2 separate regions of the Homo sapiens genome follow, and region 1 is linked to region 2. Evidence: chromatin loops called from intact Hi-C (ENCODE). Cell type or tissue: heart left ventricle. All regions are shown on one strand. Each heading gives the region's core, and the rest is flanking DNA. Links, peaks and the distances in the headings are about the cores only.

What was found. Hi-C counts contacts between places; a loop is a spot of excess contacts. Peaks named below come from ENCODE experiments on the same cell type or tissue, not always from the same donor. Only the 100,000 strongest peaks of a DNase experiment are listed, where the experiment ranks them.
Region 1: a loop joins it to region 2, with 2.2 times the contacts of the local background. A loop is called at or near these places in 22 of 110 quality-filtered maps.

The regions. Positions count from the first base shown.
Region 1 is chr5:170,731,414-170,739,742 of GRCh38, reverse strand. It overlaps KCNIP1 (potassium voltage-gated channel interacting protein 1), which reads right to left. Exons shown (of 8, transcript NM_014592.4): 6 at 6,839-6,943; 7 at 5,845-5,907; 8 at 3,111-3,984. The coding sequence ends at 3,937. Among named protein-coding and RNA genes, the nearest start is that of GABRP, 48 kb to the left of the region's middle. In heart left ventricle, for the core only: no CTCF peak of the experiment used is centred there; no DNase peak of the experiment used is centred there.
Region 2 is chr5:170,628,948-170,637,276 of GRCh38, reverse strand. All of the region lies in intron 1 of KCNIP1 (potassium voltage-gated channel interacting protein 1), which reads right to left. Among named protein-coding and RNA genes, the nearest start is that of KCNIP1-AS1, 48 kb to the left of the region's middle. RefSeq lists enhancers at 423-1,172, 3,988-4,167, 3,942-4,523. In heart left ventricle, for the core only: CTCF peaks have their summits at 3,879, 4,079 (motif pointing right) and 5,270; a DNase peak (open chromatin) is centred at 4,086; H3K4me3 peaks cover 1,421 bases; H3K27ac peaks cover 1,320 bases.

The DNA.
Region 1 (8,329 bases), core at 201-8,200, 100 kb before region 2:
GAGAGGGCCTTCATCTAGTCCTGAGGGACCTGCCCCCATGACCCAAACACCTTATCTTAGGCCCCCTTTCAACATTGGACATAAATGTCAACATGAGGCTTAGAGACTCAAATACCCAAAACATAGCGGGCTGTCATGGACACACTCTGTGATGGTTAGAGTCACAGACAAAAACTCTCGGGTGATTGCACTTGGCAGCAGTTGAGTCTACCTGCAGGGTGATGGTGAGTACCAAGGGGATTGGGCAAAGTGTCCATAGCACCTGCTGCACAGTTGAGTCCCCATCAGCAGGCGTGATGGTGAGAATTTGTTGGATGGTTCAAGAGGAGCAGGATCCCTCCAAGAAGACAAGTGGGAGATGAGGCCAATACGCTCTCATTGCTGCAACGTGTCCTTTCCCTGCTCTTCATTAGGACAACCATCTCCCTTTCTGTTGTTTATCCATCTGAGGACTACTTTTAAAACTTCCATCCACAATGAATTCTCTCTGAATATCTAAGCTGCTGATTTTCCTCTCAGTTTTAAGTGCCCAGGGCTGATGCTGGTGTCTTACTTGTGGTCTGGCTAACACAGGGAGAGGGGTACCAGTACTTCCTCTGCTCTAGAGCAGGGGTTTGCAGCCATAGGTGTGCATTGGAATCACCTGGTGAGCCTTTACAGCATACTGATCCTCAGGGCCTCACCTCCAGATATTCTGATGCAATTCATTTGGGATAAGGCCCAGGCATTTGGCACTTCAAAAACATTCCCCTCCTCTGCTCCCCAGGTGATTCTGACATGCAGCCAGCGGGGAAGGAAGGCAGCCACTGACCTAGATTTTTTTTTTTTTTTTTTTTTTTGAGACAGAGTTTTGCTCTTGTTGCCCGGGCTGGAGTGCAATGGTGTGATCTTGGGTCACCGCAACCTCCACCTCCCGGGTTCAAGCGATTCTCCTGCCTCAGCCTCCCGAGTAGCTGGGATTACAGGCACTCGCCACCACGCCTGGCTAATTTTTGTATTTTTTAGTAGAGATGGGGTTTCTCCACATTGGTCAGGCTGGTCTCGGACTCCCGACTTCAGGTGATCCGCCAGCCTCGGCCTCCCAAAAATTTGGAATTACAGGCATGAGCCACCGTGCCCGGCCTGACCTAGACCTTATATAGGCACCTGACACAGGCACCTGAAAAGGTCAGAGGTATGTCCAGCTTCAGAAGCAGCTTGATCTAGCAGATCAATGATATTATCAAAGGCTCGTTTCTGCTTGCTTTTTTTTTTTTTTCATCTCTCTGCCTTGCCTTATGTGATCTCTGGCTTATTAACCCTCTGATTATTAGATAAACTCTCAGAATTCCTAAATAGTTACTGGCATGTCTTAGGGCTATGTGCGCTCTCATTCATGTCTGGTGAGGGAGAACATCTTTGTCTCATCATTCCCAGCACTAGTTTGGAGATTCATGCTGTTTGAACCAGCGTGGGTCTCAAGCCTATCCCTGAATTGATCCTTGTGGCCAGGGGGATGGCTCAGACCACGCGCTTCATTCGCAGCTCTAGATGTGTCAGTTCTCCACCTTAGCCCTGTGTGCCCAGTACACCCACCTGGGTGGCCTCTAAAGAATTCTGAGGCCCAGGTCCCACCTTCAGGGATGTTCCTTCAGTTGGTCTGCTGTGGCATCCAGATGTTCACATTTTTCAAAGTTCCCAGGTGATTCTGATGTGCAGCCAGGGCAGGGAACACTGGCCTAGACATCATAAAGCCTCAAGATGCAGGTTAGGACCCCATATGGGAAGAGTCTCTAGGACAGATCCTCTCTTGGGCCTAAGTAGATGCTTTGCTGGGGACCAGCCACATGCCCAGAAGCCTTAGGGAACCACATGGCTACATGCAGGAAGCCCAGAGGAACAGGTCTGAACTATCCAACAAATTCTCATCATCACACTTACAATTTCCAACCATAAGAGGCAGCAGCCAATGGCCATCTGAGTGGGATGTGTCATGAATGCAGGAGATGTTTTTGTGGCCTCCCCCTGCCGGTGACTGTGGCTGCCTGAGATATTCCCCTTCTCTGCATCTGTTTCTCCATCTGTTACACAGACTCAAAGAACACCAATGCCTCTCTGAACTGACTTCAGATGAATGAGATTAGTGGGAAGTATCCTCATCCTTGGGGTGAGGCAAAATCCCCTTGTAGGAAGGGTCTATGATAGAGCGAGAAGAGTTTAGCCTCCCTATGGAGTCCCTATCAGCTGTGCTACCTTACGCAGGTCCCCCTTACCTCTCTGAGCTTCAGCAACCTCATCAGTACAACCAGGACTCTACCATCTGGAATGCTCCACATGAGCATGAAATAAGATAATGTATATAAAGCCCCTAGTGCAGCACCTGGCACAAAATAGGGTTTCAGTAAATTGTTTTCCTTCCAAGAATGCTACTGTTAGCTTTTAGTCTTTCAAATGTGATGTCAAATGGGGAAACTAAGACCCACAGTGTTCAACATGAGTAATCATTTGCTGGTTATAGGCTGAAGCCGCTTGATGGTCCTCTAGAGCCTAAAATCTCTCAGCAGGAGGCCCCGTCATCCTCTTTATCTCTGCACTCCCACTCACACCACAGGGGCTCCAGGCTTTCCATATCAGAGGGTCTTAGAAGTGGCAATCTTGTTGGAAGCAAAGTGTTGTGAAGGGTCTTGTCTCGAAGTTGCATTTGCATTTGGTCACAGTATTTGCATTTGGATTGGATGTTTGCTGGGGAAGGCTTGGGGGCTGGGGAGGATGAAGTCATTGCCTGGCACAGGCCTGGCACAACGTAAGTACAGTTGACCCTCCAACAACATGAGTTTAAACTTATTGGGTCCACTTACATGCAGATTGTTTTCAACCAAAAGTGATAGAAAATGCAGTATTTATAGGATGTGAAACCTGCATATATGGAGGCCAAATTTTCTGAAAACACGAGTCCCTCAGGGCTAGCTGTGGGACTTGAGTATCTGCAGATTTTGGTATGGAGAGTCCTGGGACTGATCCTTCACACATATGGAGGGACAACTGCACTAATAATTGGGTGTCAAATGAATGGACTAGCCTTCCCTTTTCACAGCTTACCTCTCTTACCTAACGGAGTCATGAAGAAGTGATTGAGAGTGTAAGAAATAGTTCTGTTTATTGGTTAGAACATGGTATAAAATTACAGCAATTTGCAGGCATTCTGGACTTCTTGGGAGGGACATGCAGCGCTGGGCTCAAGCAGGGGATGTGGTGGAGATATGGACCACTGGGCAATGGCTCCCTTCCTGGACATATTAAAGGACTTGTACTACCAGCACAAATGCCAGTGTGAGAGAATTATTGGTCCTCGTTTCTGGAAACAAATGACATGGGCAGTTTGGGTCATCAGACAATATCATGCTTAATAATTCAGTCCTATCCCACATATGTTAGGTGCTGGCTCTCCCAATCTGGTCATGACAGATCCTAATTGTTCTGGATAACTCTCATTCTTCCCACCAAAGGAAGAGAAACAGGCACATTGGTTTGGGAGGCCATCAGAGATGGTGTGCATCTGGCTCAGGTCCTCTTGCTTCCAGATTCACCAAGGTCTGCCTGACTTGGAGGCAGTGGGCTGGGGGCACGTAAGCAGCATATTTTGTGCACTACTGTTTAAGCTTAAGCAGAGGGACCTTCCATAGGGCAGCAGTGTGAGGAGATGAGCATGCTTCCAAAACAAACTCAAATTTCATCTTGTCTCTCTCAAGAAGAAGAAAGAGGAAGAGTTGGCAATCAGAGACTGAGCCACATGATGCTGGGTTCCATAGAAAGTCTTCAGCAGAGAATTCTTCCAAAGTGTAAAAGGTGTTTCTGTCCCAAGAGTTGGTGTGTAAAATCAGAACAAGGGCAGATCAGGGTGTTAAGGTGGTTGTTTAGTACAATGTCTCTGAGAGCTGAATGGCTGAGTGTCACCAGTTACATGACATTTTGAAACAGCTGGAGAGACCTCATGATGTTGTCGTCCTGGGAAAAAAGGAGGGCAAGAGGGTTAGAACTCTGAGTCTCCTCCCTGAGAGCTCTGTAACTCTGGTGAGCAAATGTCAAGCATGGGTTTCCTATATGGAGAAAACTCTACAAGGGTATGAAAAACAAGAAGTAAGGGTGGGGACCTAGAAAGTGATCAGTTCAAAGTAAGAAGCACCACCTGTAGCCTTAAAGAGGAATTCAGAAGAAACAAATCATCTAGTAAAATAGTGAGTTGCTTCTTTTAAGAAGCTCTGAACAATTACATCCACTGAAATGATTATATTTTTTCTCTTTTTATTCTATTAATGTGATTAATTACACTGACCAATTATTGAATGTTAAACCAACCTTGCATTCCTGGAATACTGCTTTAGATCCTACAAATTTTGATAAGTCATATTTTTATTTTATTTTTATTCGAGATATTTTCTTCTCTGAACCATGAATTAGAAGTGTATTGCTTAATACCGAACATTTGAGGATTTTTCTACATTCAATACTATACCTCAGAGAAGAAATAATAGAAAAATGTAAAATACAGAACATGCAATAGAGACATACAGTAAGAAAACCCCCCAAAGCGCTCTCTTTCAAAAAAATCAATAAAGTAGATAAATGCTTATTAAGACTGCTTTTCAAATTATCAATATCAGAAATGAAAAGGTTAATGTCAGTATAGGCTTATTTGGCTCATTATTCTGGCAGCTGGAAAGTTCAGCTGGGCATCTGCATCTGGTGAGGGTTTCAGGCTGCTTCCACTCACAGTGGAATGTGAAGGGAAGCTGGGTGTGCAGAGATCCCATGGTGGGAGAGGAATCAAGGTTGGAGGTGGGGAAGGTGCCAGGCTGTTTTACAACCAGCTCTCAAGGGAATTAACAGTGAGAACTCACCCCCAAGGGGGTCAGTGTTCATTCCATTCTAGTTGTTAAATATCTTGGATATCACCCTGCACATAGGACATCTACATAACAGGGTGGCTGTGATGTTTATGTATGTGCTTGAAACTTGATGGGGGCTCAGTATCTGCTAGGAACTTCTCCCCGGCTTTCTTACATTTGCTATTCTTCTTGGCTGGAGCTCAGAGTAACTCTGAACATTTCTAAAATAATGTGGGGGTACAAATGGATTTCTCAAAAGTAGATGAAGCAATTATTTCCAGTTCAGTCTCTGGTGGACTCTGGGGCTGGTCTATTGGTTAGACTTAATGAAAGTTGTGTTCCCAGGATCAGCATCACCAGTGTGACTGGGGAGAATGTGAGAAAAGTAACATCTCAGGCCCTACCCCAGACCTATGGAATTAGAATCTGCATTTTAACAAAATCATCAAGGATATTGTTTCACACATTAAAGTGTTAGAAGCATTGGTCCAGGACATTTGTGTTAAAGTGACCCAGATCTAGAGTCTCTGGGATTGAGGCCTGGAAATATGCATTTTCAGAATCATTCCAGGCAATTTTTATGCACACTGTGGTTTGAGAATCACACAATTGTAGGTTTTTTTCCCCCCAGCTGCTTCCTTGTAGTCTGGGAAATGGGTCATCAAGCCAGAGGCAGGCTAAAAAATAATGGTGTTGCCCTCTCGGGAAGTCTATTTTCACAGAGACCCCCTCTGAGTTTTCACATGCCCCCAGACCCCTACTTAGGCTCTCTGTTCAGTCTTGTGCTTAGCCAAGACCAACTGCAGGTCAGGTTGAGGAGTGGAACTGTGGACTTCACAGTTGTTGCTGGTGTTGTTGGCTCTGATGGGAGGGGTTGCAGGTATGTGCAGGTTTCTCATCACCTTCCTTCTGCAGGTCCCCAGGCCCCAGGTTTCCTTTCCCAGATGTAGAGTTATTGTGCCCTGAGATCTCTCCTTACCTCCTGACATGATTCAAGAAATTCATCTAAAGTTACGATGCCATCTTTATTTTTGTCCATTTTCTGAAAGACATAACAGAAAGCACTTTACAGAATCTGGTGATCTCCATTCCAAAGCTTACTCCCCTGCTTTCTTGCTGGAGCTCAGAGTAACGAGCTGGAGCTCATTTCATTCATTTCATTAACCAACTTTGCCCTGAGAATGAGAGTTGTCTTTCACTGGCCAGACAACTCCAATTAGGTCCTGATTACAACACTTTGAGCCCCATGAGCTTCCTTAAATCAAAAGACTTGCTCTGGACACTCATCACCTCACTGCTGGCTTATTCTGCTTCTTCTGTAGACTCCCTGCTACCCTGTCCATCTGGCAGAACACTGGGCAAAAGAGGTTCTGATTCTGGCCTGTTACTTGCTGTACAAACTTGCACAAGGCCAGAGAGGACTCTCTTTTCCCATCTGCAAAGTGGGAGGTTGAACTAGAGTGAACTCTTGATATTCTCTGATACTCCACCGCTAGATTAATTTTTTCCTAAAATGCCCCAATGATTATACCACTCCCTTAGTCAAGGATCAGCACTAGCTGCCCATCCTGTACCAGAGCAAGGCCAAACTCTTCCATTTAAAGGTCTCATAATCTGGCCCTATCCTAGTTTCCAATCTTATTTCCCCTTACTTCCCAGACACAAATGCTTAACACCTCCACAGTTGTAATTAATGAAGTCTTTCGTGTTTACCCTGATCCCCAAATTTTTATGGATTTAGAGTTCATACTATACCACTAGCGTTTAATAATATACTTTCTTGTTCTCTTCTGTCATGTACACTTGCAGCTTAAGGAGATCATCTGTTTCTTGAGGACAATGTATCTTATAATTCTTTTCTGTTACCAACCATGCTTAGTACAGGGTTGGACACAAATCATTTGCTCAGATGCTCGTGGGTTGACTTGATCTAGGCTGGGCTTACAGCTCATGTGCAGGGTGTGTGCACTTACCTGGAAGAAGACGTCCACATGCTGCCTTGGAGTGTCCTCTTTGAGCACAGGATATGTGTATTTCCCCATCATGTCATAGATGGCTTTGACAATGTCCATCATCTCCTGGAGCAGGGACATAAAAGCACACAGTGTGGAAACCATGAGGTCAAGCTCTTCCTAGGTGACAGAGTTTGGGGCTCCTTGTGCCCCTTGGCAATGAAAGTGATTAAAAGGTGAGGTCCTTCTTTAGCAGGTGATAGGGAGTTAGAAGCAAGCAGAAGGGGATATATTGTGGGAGCCCTTCTTAGAGAGGAGATGGTAGACAATTCCTAAATCCCTCAGAAGCTCATGGGTAGGTTACCTTGTTATGGGCATTGTCTTCAGTGGGGGGTGATTTGTGGGATCCCCATTCACAGGCTTGAGGCAAATAAAATACTATTCTGAATTTTTAAAAAGTTAATGTTCTAGCCTAGAGATTTAAAAATCCCCATAGTTTCTGCCACTGTTTTCAGTTAAGAAAAATGAACCAACAGCCAAGATTATCCACAGGGCACATGAGGCCAATAGTTCCACAGACTGAGGCCCTTATTAAAAAGATCAGTTCTCAAGTCCACTCCAAACCTATTGAATCAGAGAACCTTAGGACTCGGTCCTGAGAGTTTCCGTGTTTATCAAGGTACATTGGGAACCATTATTCTGACCATTCTGGCCCAACTCAGAATGGGGGTAAAAGAGCATTTGGGATGTTTGACCTGGTTTCTACAGAGACCCAGGGGACAGTCTCATTCCATGTGCTTATTTTATTTTATTTTTTGTTTAATTTTTGCATATTATGAATAATTTTAGACTTACAGAAAATTTACAAAATTAGTACAGAGAGTTCATGCATACCTTTCACTCAGTCTCCTCTAATGTTAACAACTTGCATAACCAGAGCACAATGACCAAACCCAGGAAATTAACATGGCTTCACTATTATTAACTAAACTACAGGGCTTATTCAAATTTTATCAGCTTTTCTTTTTTTTTTTTTTTTTTTTTTTTTTTTTTGAGACGGAGTCTCGCTCTGTGGCCCAGGCTGGAGTGCAGTGGCGGGATCTCAGCTTTTCAACTAATATTTTTTTCCCTTCAATGATTCTACATTGCATTTATTTGTTGTGTCTCCTTAGTCTCTTCTAATCTGTATGAGTTTCTCATTCTTTTTTTCTTTTTTCTTTTTTTTTTTTTTTGAGACAGGTTCTTGCTCTGTCACCCAGGCTGGAGTGCAGTGGCACAATCCCCGTCACTGCAGCCTCGACCTCCCGGGTTCAAGTGATCCTCCCGCCTCAGCCTCTCAAGTAGCTGGGACTACAGGCAAGTGCCACCACACCTGGCTAATTTTTTGTAGAGATGGGGTTTTGCCATGTTGCCCAGGCTGGTCTCAAACTCTTGGACTCAAGTGATCTTCCTGCCTCTGCCTCCCAAAGTGCTGGGATTATAGGCATGAGCCACCATGCCCAGCCTGAGTTT
Region 2 (8,329 bases), core at 145-8,144:
TCGGGGTCTGAGGAGAAGGGGGAGCAGGGGTGGGTAGAGGGTGTCAAGGGCCGTGGTTCTGGGCCTGTGGGACTCTAAGGGGCTGGGAAGTGCTTGGAAAGGACAATCCACCATCCCCCTTGGTTCACATATGCAGGGTACGCCTGGAATCGATGCTGTTGTCATAAAGATGACATTTCTGATGGAAGGCTGCTGATTGGCTGTCTATTTTGAATGCACGCATGCTTTCATTCAGTGGACTCTGACCACCGTCCTGTTGGTGATGGGGATGGGTTGGGGGTGGGGCCAACCCACTGTGGACTTGGAGGTGGATTTTGGATTCAGACAGCCTGGTTTGCAGGCCTGGCTCCACCACTTAGAAGCCATGACCTTGAGGAGGTTGTTTCACACCCCTAAGCCTCTGCTTATCCATCTGCAAATTGGGAATTACAGGACCTGCCTTTATTGGGTGGTCAGTAATGTGGGTAGAGCACTTCGTATGTAGGAGATATTTACAGGAGGTGCTCAGTAAATGCTTGCTCTCACCTCATTTTCTGACCCCCACCTTGAGCCCCCTAAAAGCTGGTTTCTATGCTTGTTTTACACTGGCTTGCTGTGCGATCTTGGGGGAACTATTTGTCTCTTGGGTCCATCCCTCTCCTGAGAAACAGGGATAAGTCCAGGATGGAAAATACCTGCTCAGAGGGCTCGGATCAGGAAGCGTGGCCGTGTCATATTGATTGAGCCATTGATGAGGTCTCTGCATGCAGTAGGTGCTCAATCAATATTCTCCTTGAGGATAGATCACTGCTGCTGGCATGAGAAGGCAGGCCTGGGATAGTGCCTCCTGGTTCCAGCCTCGGGCCCCTCCTCGGCCACCCCCCTGTGATAGAGCACTGACCTTCAGAGCTGTTGGCCCGCCACCCTCTGCCTTCTGCCTCCTGCCTCCACTGTCCCTGTGTGCCTTTCTGCCCCCCTCAGGGCTCAGCTCTGCTCTGCTCTTCTCTTTCGACTCTCATTCCCCTGGTGAACCCATCTAGCGTCACAGCTTTAAACGCTGTCTCTACGCCAATGACGCCACAATTCCTGTCTCTGGCTAGGCTTTCCCCCCAACTCCAGACTCCTATTTCCAGCTGACTTCCTGACATTTCCGCTTCACTGTCTAATACAACAAACTCTCAGAATTAATAAAATGAGACTCCAGATATTTCCTCCCAACTGGTCTGTCTTCCCCAGGTGGGTGTTGAGGGAGTCTCCAAAATGTCACATCGGAGTCACATCTGGGAGAACTTGCCTGTCTCATGCCCATACCCAGCCCACTGGCAAGTCCTGTTGGCTTGACCTTCAAAATATACCCAGGGCCTGGCCACTGCCTGCCACTGCCACCTGCACCTCCCGGCCTGTGTCTGGGCACTGGCAGCCCCTGCCTGGCCTCCTGCCTGTTTTCTCTGCCTGCCATGGTCTAGCCCATCAGCGTGGCCCAGCATCCCTTTTATACATCCAAGGCAGAAGACTGTCCCCTTCCACTCCATACCCTCCAATAGCTCCTAATTTCCTTTCAGAATAAAAACAGAGCCTTGCAAAGATACTTATCTTGGCTGGAGACAAAACCTGAAACAAGACAGAAACTGGACCTGCCCCCTTGTCCCTTACAGTGCAGGGAGGCTGATAGAGACAGCAGTGATAAACCTTTAGCAATAAATGAAAGTTTAACTAAGCTATACTAACTCTAGGGTTAGTATACAGCTACATGCACAGGGCTTCAGGTTGTGATGTAAACAGGAAATAAACAGCAACATGCACAGGGCTTCAGGTTGTGATGGTTCTGTGATGACTGCTGACTTGGGTGGAGAGCTACCTTGGACAGGGGAGTGAGGGAAGGCATCTCTGAGGGGGTAACATGTAAGATAACAAAGAGATTCAGAACTGAAAGAGACTCTTAGAACATCTACTTTAAAAGGTCTTCTTGGCCGGGCGTGATGGCTCACTCCTGTAATCTCAACACTTTGGGAGGCCGAGGCAGGCAGATCACTTGAGGTCAGGTGTTTGAGACAAGCCTGGCCAACAAGATGAAACCCCGTCTCTACTAAAAATACAAAAATTAGCTGGGTGTGGTGGTGGGTGCCTGTAATTTCAGCTAGTCAGGAGGTTGAGGCACAAGAATTGCCTTAGCCCGGAAGGCGGAGATTGCGGTGAGTGGAGATCGCACCACTGCCCTCCAGCCTGGGTGACAAAGCGAGTCTCTGTCTCAAAAATAAATAAATAAATAATAAATAAAAGATTTTCTTATTACATTTATATATGGAAGCAAGAGAAGCCCAGAGAGGTGAAGTGACCTGGCTGAGGCCACACAGCATATTACTTACAGAGCTGGAATTCCAGGCAGTCCTCTTGACAATCTAGTTTGTGATTTAAGGGTTGCCAGCCTGGAGCTGCAATTCCTAACAGCAATGCCTGGGAATGCTATGAGCTATTAATCTCCTCTTACATATAAACAAATTGCAAAATGTATCATATTAATGATGACCTTTCTCTTTTTGGCTTTCAGGACACATCTGCCTGGCCTTCCTCTTGCTTCAGTGGTTTCCCATCCCAGTCTTTGCTGGTCCTTCCTAATCTGCCAACCTCTTACCATTGAAGAGCCTGGGGCTCGGGACTCAATGCTCTTTTCTTCCCTCTTTACACACACACACTCCCTGGGAGAGCTCATGTCGTTTTGTGGATTTCCGTGCCAATGACTCCAAAATTCTATCTCTTGCCAGGATCTCTCTTTTGAATGCCAGCCTCAAACATCCAGTTGCCTACTTTGGTGCTACTCGAAGTGTGGTTCTCAGTCTGGCAGCATTGGCATCACTTGGGAAGCTGTTGGAAATGTAGAACCTTGGGCCCCATGTTGGGCCTATTGAATCATTTTGGGCCTATTGCAACTCAGGGGTGCAGGGGTGGGCGTGGCACCCATCCATCCGGTTTAACAAGCTCTCCAGGGGACTGAATGGATGCTGGAGTTTAGGAAGCATTTTATTCCTTGCCCTCTCCACTTAGATATCTCCCAGCCATCTCAAACTTAACAAGTCCGAACATAAGTTCCCGATATTTCCTCACTCTACCAGCCTTCTCCATCTAAGTTAGTGGTGACTCCATCTGGTTATCTGCTCAGACCAATAACCCTGCTCAGACCAATAACCCTGCAGTCATTCCGGAGTCTCTGTCTCACCTCAACTTTGGTCTGTCAACAAATCCCGCTGGCTCCATTTTCACAACACCCGCAGAACCACATCCCTCTCACCACTGGCACTGCCACTAACCTGGCCAGAGCCGCAGCATCTCCCACTAGATTCTTGTAGAAGCCTCTTGGGCGCTTTTCACACTCTGCCCTTGGCCCTGACAGTCTACCCCAGCACAGCAGCCAGAGGGATTAAAATGTCATCAGCTCTTGTTTCTGCCCCAAGCTCTCCAATGGCTCTCCTTCTCGTGCAGCATAAAAGCCACAACCCTTATCCAGACGCACAGCCACACCCCGCCCCGCCCCATCCCCCCTCCGCCCCGCCCCCCGCCCCCCCCTCCGTCCCCCCCTCCGCCCCCCCGCCCCCTCGCCCCCTCCTCCGCCCCGCCCCCTCCTTCCGCCCACCGCCATCTCTCTGACCTCTCCTCTCCTCTTAGTTCTCTGTCCCTGGCCTTTTAGCTCATTCTGAAACATTCCTGGAACACATCCAGGCACATTCCTCTGCACTGGCTGATTCTTCATTTTCCATCCTGGAAAGCCTCTGCGTTTCTTTTGCCTCCTGCTTGGGTCTGCCATAGGCCTCTGCACTGGCTGATTCTTCTTCCTGAAAAGCTCTCCTCCCAGACATCTGCATATCCAGTCCCCAACTTCAGGTCTTACTCCAAGCCACTTCTCAGTGAGGCCCCCTGACTACCTCAGTCACTTAATTTTTAAAATTTGCTCCTATGACTAGCTGCCCTGCTCATTTTCCTCATCTTCTGTGTTGTCCATGTGTTTGGTAGAATGTCCGCTCTCGCTCTCGCGGTCCCCTCCTCCCCTGACCAGCGTCCTCCTCCCACTTCGGAGGGTCCCGCTCCGCCTGTCTTACCTCTTCTGGACGCCAGGTGGCGCCCCACACCGCCCAAGCCCCTGGCCGCCTCCATCCTTGCTGGAGAGACCCCGAGAATGCCTGGGGAAGGCGTGACCCTCGCAACCCCCTTCCCTCTGCTCTCCCCCTGCTCAAAGGAGGATGTCCTTTCTGACCACCAAAGCGGATGTTTCCTCTGAGACCCAGGAATTCACAATTATTCCTCGGGGAGAAGGGAGGGAAATGGCCTCTTCCAGGTTCAACCCGTGCTCAAGCCCCAACCCACCCCCACGCGAGGGAACGCTGTGCAGGACCTGCTGCCTGCTGGGTGCGTGCTGGGTGCTTTTACATGGTTGTCCCATGGAACCCTCAGCACAGCATTAGCGTTCCCACTTACAGATGAAGAAACTCAGGTTCAGAGAGGCCAGGTTGCTTGCCTGAGGTCACACAGCTGGTTAAGTGCAGAACTGGGATTCTAGCCTGACTCAGAGCCAGGGCTCTTCCACTTATTAAATGTCCCCCCAGAGAAGGCACAGCAGGAGGCTGGCCCATCTTTGGGCATCACATTTTAGGAATCGAGGAAGGGAGCTGACACTGGTTTGTGCTGGTCTCTTTCATTTACCGCCCACATCCCTGGCGGTAAGAATGTGCAAACGGCCCAGAGAGGTTGTGGTGCTTGCCCAGGGCCACGCAGCAGAGCCGCGCTGCTCCTCCTCATCTCCCGCCTCTGTTGGTTCGCCCTGGCCTAGGGAGGCAGAGTGCTCTGCAGCCCCTGCCAAAGGAGGCTGCTTCTCTGCAAAGGATTCTTCAAAAGCCTTGCAAGGAAGCGCCAGGGGGCAGTGGTGAAGGCTGGAGGAGAATCTTCTGGGGGAAAAAGATACAAGATTTGAGGCGAGAATCCTAATTACAGGAAGACTAATAGCCTGTCAATCCACGTGGCGTTGGTGGGACAGGGCTTGATTCCAGGGGCATCTGGGGTTTTCTGAGGGTCTCTCTTGCTCGCTCGCCTGGGTATTCATTTTCCCTCGCCTCTTGGAGGCAGAAGCAAAGGCTCCGAGAGCCTTGATTCAGATGCGTGTTTTTCTGCTCCCCAACTCCAGCTGAGCCTGGCCTGGGGACTGGGCAGGAGGACAGAGGACAGGCACGAAGGTCCTCTGTGGCCGGCGAGGACTCAGAGCTGAGCGGCCTCAAGCGTGGGCCCCTTTAGCTCCCCCTGTCTGTGGCAAATCGTCCTGGACACCAAAGACAGCCGGGAAGGGGAGGTCCACCCCTGACCAGTTGGGAATGTCCCTGTGAAGGGGCGGGATTTGGACCTATGGCTTGCTGTCATGAAGGCAGCTGCCAGTATGTGCCAGTGCACATACCATCTGGGGCTGTTGTCGGCGCTACTCTTTCCCCTGGTCAGGACTGGCCCAGGTCTCTAGTGGGGGCAGCACGTGGCCTTGGGGAGCCCAGAGGCCCCTGGGAGAGAAGCCCTAGGGGACCTGGGAGTCTCAGCTCCAGTGGATGGCATCTGGAGGGGAGGAGATTTGAGGGGTTGTGCCCCCATCACAAAGAGACTTTCCTGGCATCCATTCATGATGAGCAATGACAAATACATAAGCCAGCAGTCTGGGGCCTGGTGGCTCTGTGCTGTGGAAGACAGCTTCCCTTCTGTGCAGGAGACAATTCTGTGTGTTTCTAAAATTCCATTCGGGAAAGCCCCTGCGTTTCTTTTGCCTCCTGCTCTCCTGCTTGGGTCTGGAGCTGCTTTCAAAAAGCGTTTGAAATGGAGAATGGCAGAGTCCAGTCACCAGTGCTCAGAATTGCTCTTGGTTCCTGAAGCCCCTTCCTGGGGCAGTGGTACCATGTGTGTGGACAGCAGCTGCACCCTCAGCCTTTCCTGAGCACCTACTATGTGCCAGGCATGGTGCTTGGGCTCTCACACACATTCTTTGGTTTTCTGCCCACAGCTGTCCTGGGAGGTAGGAATTCTAACACCCATTTCACAGATGACATAACTACCTATCTAGGGGGCTGGGCAGTTAGGACAACAGCCCCTACACACTGGAAGTTCTCTCTCTTGTACCAGGCAATTTCGCAGCCATTGTTTTGTGAAGCTGAGTGATTGTCCCCATTCATAGAGGAGGGAACAGAAGCTCAGAGAAGGAAGTCATCTGGTTGGAGTCACCTGACCAAGTTCACACACTGAGTCATTGACAATCTGTACTCAAGCCTCGTACCCTTATTCCTAACCTAGTGTTCCCTCCACTGTCCCGTGCTGACAGCTGTTATCAGTTGCTTATGCCCTGGTGTGACTGGGGAAGGAGGTAGCTTTGGAGATGCTCTTATCTGCACGCTGCACTCATCAGAAAGTCTCCCTCTGAGCCTCAGTTTCTGGACCTGGAAGATAGGGGTGATGCTGTACTCTGGAATTAGACCTTCAAGACACAGTCATGCAATCTGTTTCTTTCCTCCCATTCCTCCCCACCAGGCATTTCCCTGTGGATGGAGAGGCTGTGATTGCTCCCTTGGGGTACAATTGTTTACCAGTAGATTCCCTGACCCCTGGTCTTGATGTTCTCACCTGTGCTGTGCCCATTCACATCCTCTGCCTAGAGTACCCTTTCTCTTTCCCAGGATCCTCTCTCTCCTTTGTTTTGAAACATACAGTGGCTCCAAGTTAGGCAGTAAGGCCCTTTCATCTGCCCTCCCCCAAGTCCTGATGGACGCCTCTGGGCTCCAGCGACATAACGACACACTCGACCCCCTACTCATCTGTACGTCCCAGCCCAAATGCTGCCTTTTTGGAGAGTCTTCCCTGGTTCCCTGGCCCACCCTGGGCAGAAGTCATTGAGTTCATTGCTCTTGTTCACTGGCACACAGTAGGAACAATGAATGCATGTTGCTGGAGTCGGAGCACTCAGTACATTAAGTCATCGGTGCTGCCCACTTGGCTGCCTAATGCATCCATCCATCCATCCGTCCATTTATTCACTAAGTAAATATTGATTGAGTTTTATAACATATCAGGTCCTGTATCTAACCTTTTTGTCTGACATGGTGGGGAAAGACTGTGCCTAGATCTTCTCTGTATCCCTCGAGTTGGCATCTGGCCCCTCAAAATTGTCAGGGACCTTTTACCTAATAGTCACCAGGGACTCAGTCCTGCTCTTTGCTGGAGGAGCCCAGCTACCCCGGCCCCCACCCCCTCACCCCAGGCCCAGCCTGGTGCAGGGAGACGGGATGGGCAATGTTGCCAACTGTTCAGCACTTGCCTGCCTTGCCCGCCTCAGCCCCAGCCCCATCAAGAGGAACAGGTCCAAGTCCCTGCCTTAGGATGGGCTGGATGGAGTAGGGTTAATTTCCTTCTGCACAATTCACATTGTTTCTAGAGAATCTTGTGTGGTGGTTGCCCTTTTTCAGGTTCAGGGTTAATTCATTTCACTCATATGTCTGGGCATGCATTTGGTGCCCTTACTAGATGCTGCGTGCTGGGGATGTGGTGGGGATGGGTGCTGGTGCCGGGGTTGTGGAGGTGAAGGTGGCCCAGAGAGGAGGGCGTCAGGGCCAGGCCTGAATGCTGATGCCACCCTGCAGGGGGAGGGGGCAGACTTTCTAGGGAGGGACCAGCAAAGGCCCAAGATGGGACCCAGCTCAATCTAACTGAGCACCTGGAGAAAGGACAGTGTGCTGGGGTGGGGTGGGGGACCCAGGCATCCCAGCTAGCACCTCTGGCCTGCCTGAGACCCCTCCTCTCTGCTTCTGCAGGCCTTGGCCCCAGGGCTGGTTGGTTGCTGACCAACTCCATCAGGGCTTGGCTGTCCGGGACCCCTCTAAGGGTGGAGCAGGTCCTGGGGGAGGAGTCCCTTGGCCTGCTGAGTTGCTGTCTTAGCCTATCCGATCATTTACTCTTTCCTTCTAACCTTGACGTAGGACCTTGGCCAGGAGGTCCCTGCATGAACAATGCCCCTGCCCATGGCTCACCTTGTCGGAATCCTCAGGCCCTACCTGCACCCCGTCCCTTACAGCCCCCTACATCTCTGTCTGATGAGGACTGAGAGTCTGTCTCCCAGAGTGGTGAGCTTAGGCAGCTGGGCTAGCATGAGATCGATGCGTATGTCAGGGGCGAAGGAGGGAACAGATGTTTTCTGAACAGCAAATCCATAGATGTGCGAGGTGGGAGTGGAGGGCGGGAGGACAGAATGATTTTGCATTTCAGGGTCAGCCTGTGGCATGATAGATGGAGAGGCTCAGTGGGGCTGACGAGGCACAGGGTGGGCTTGTGGCCAGCGCTGACC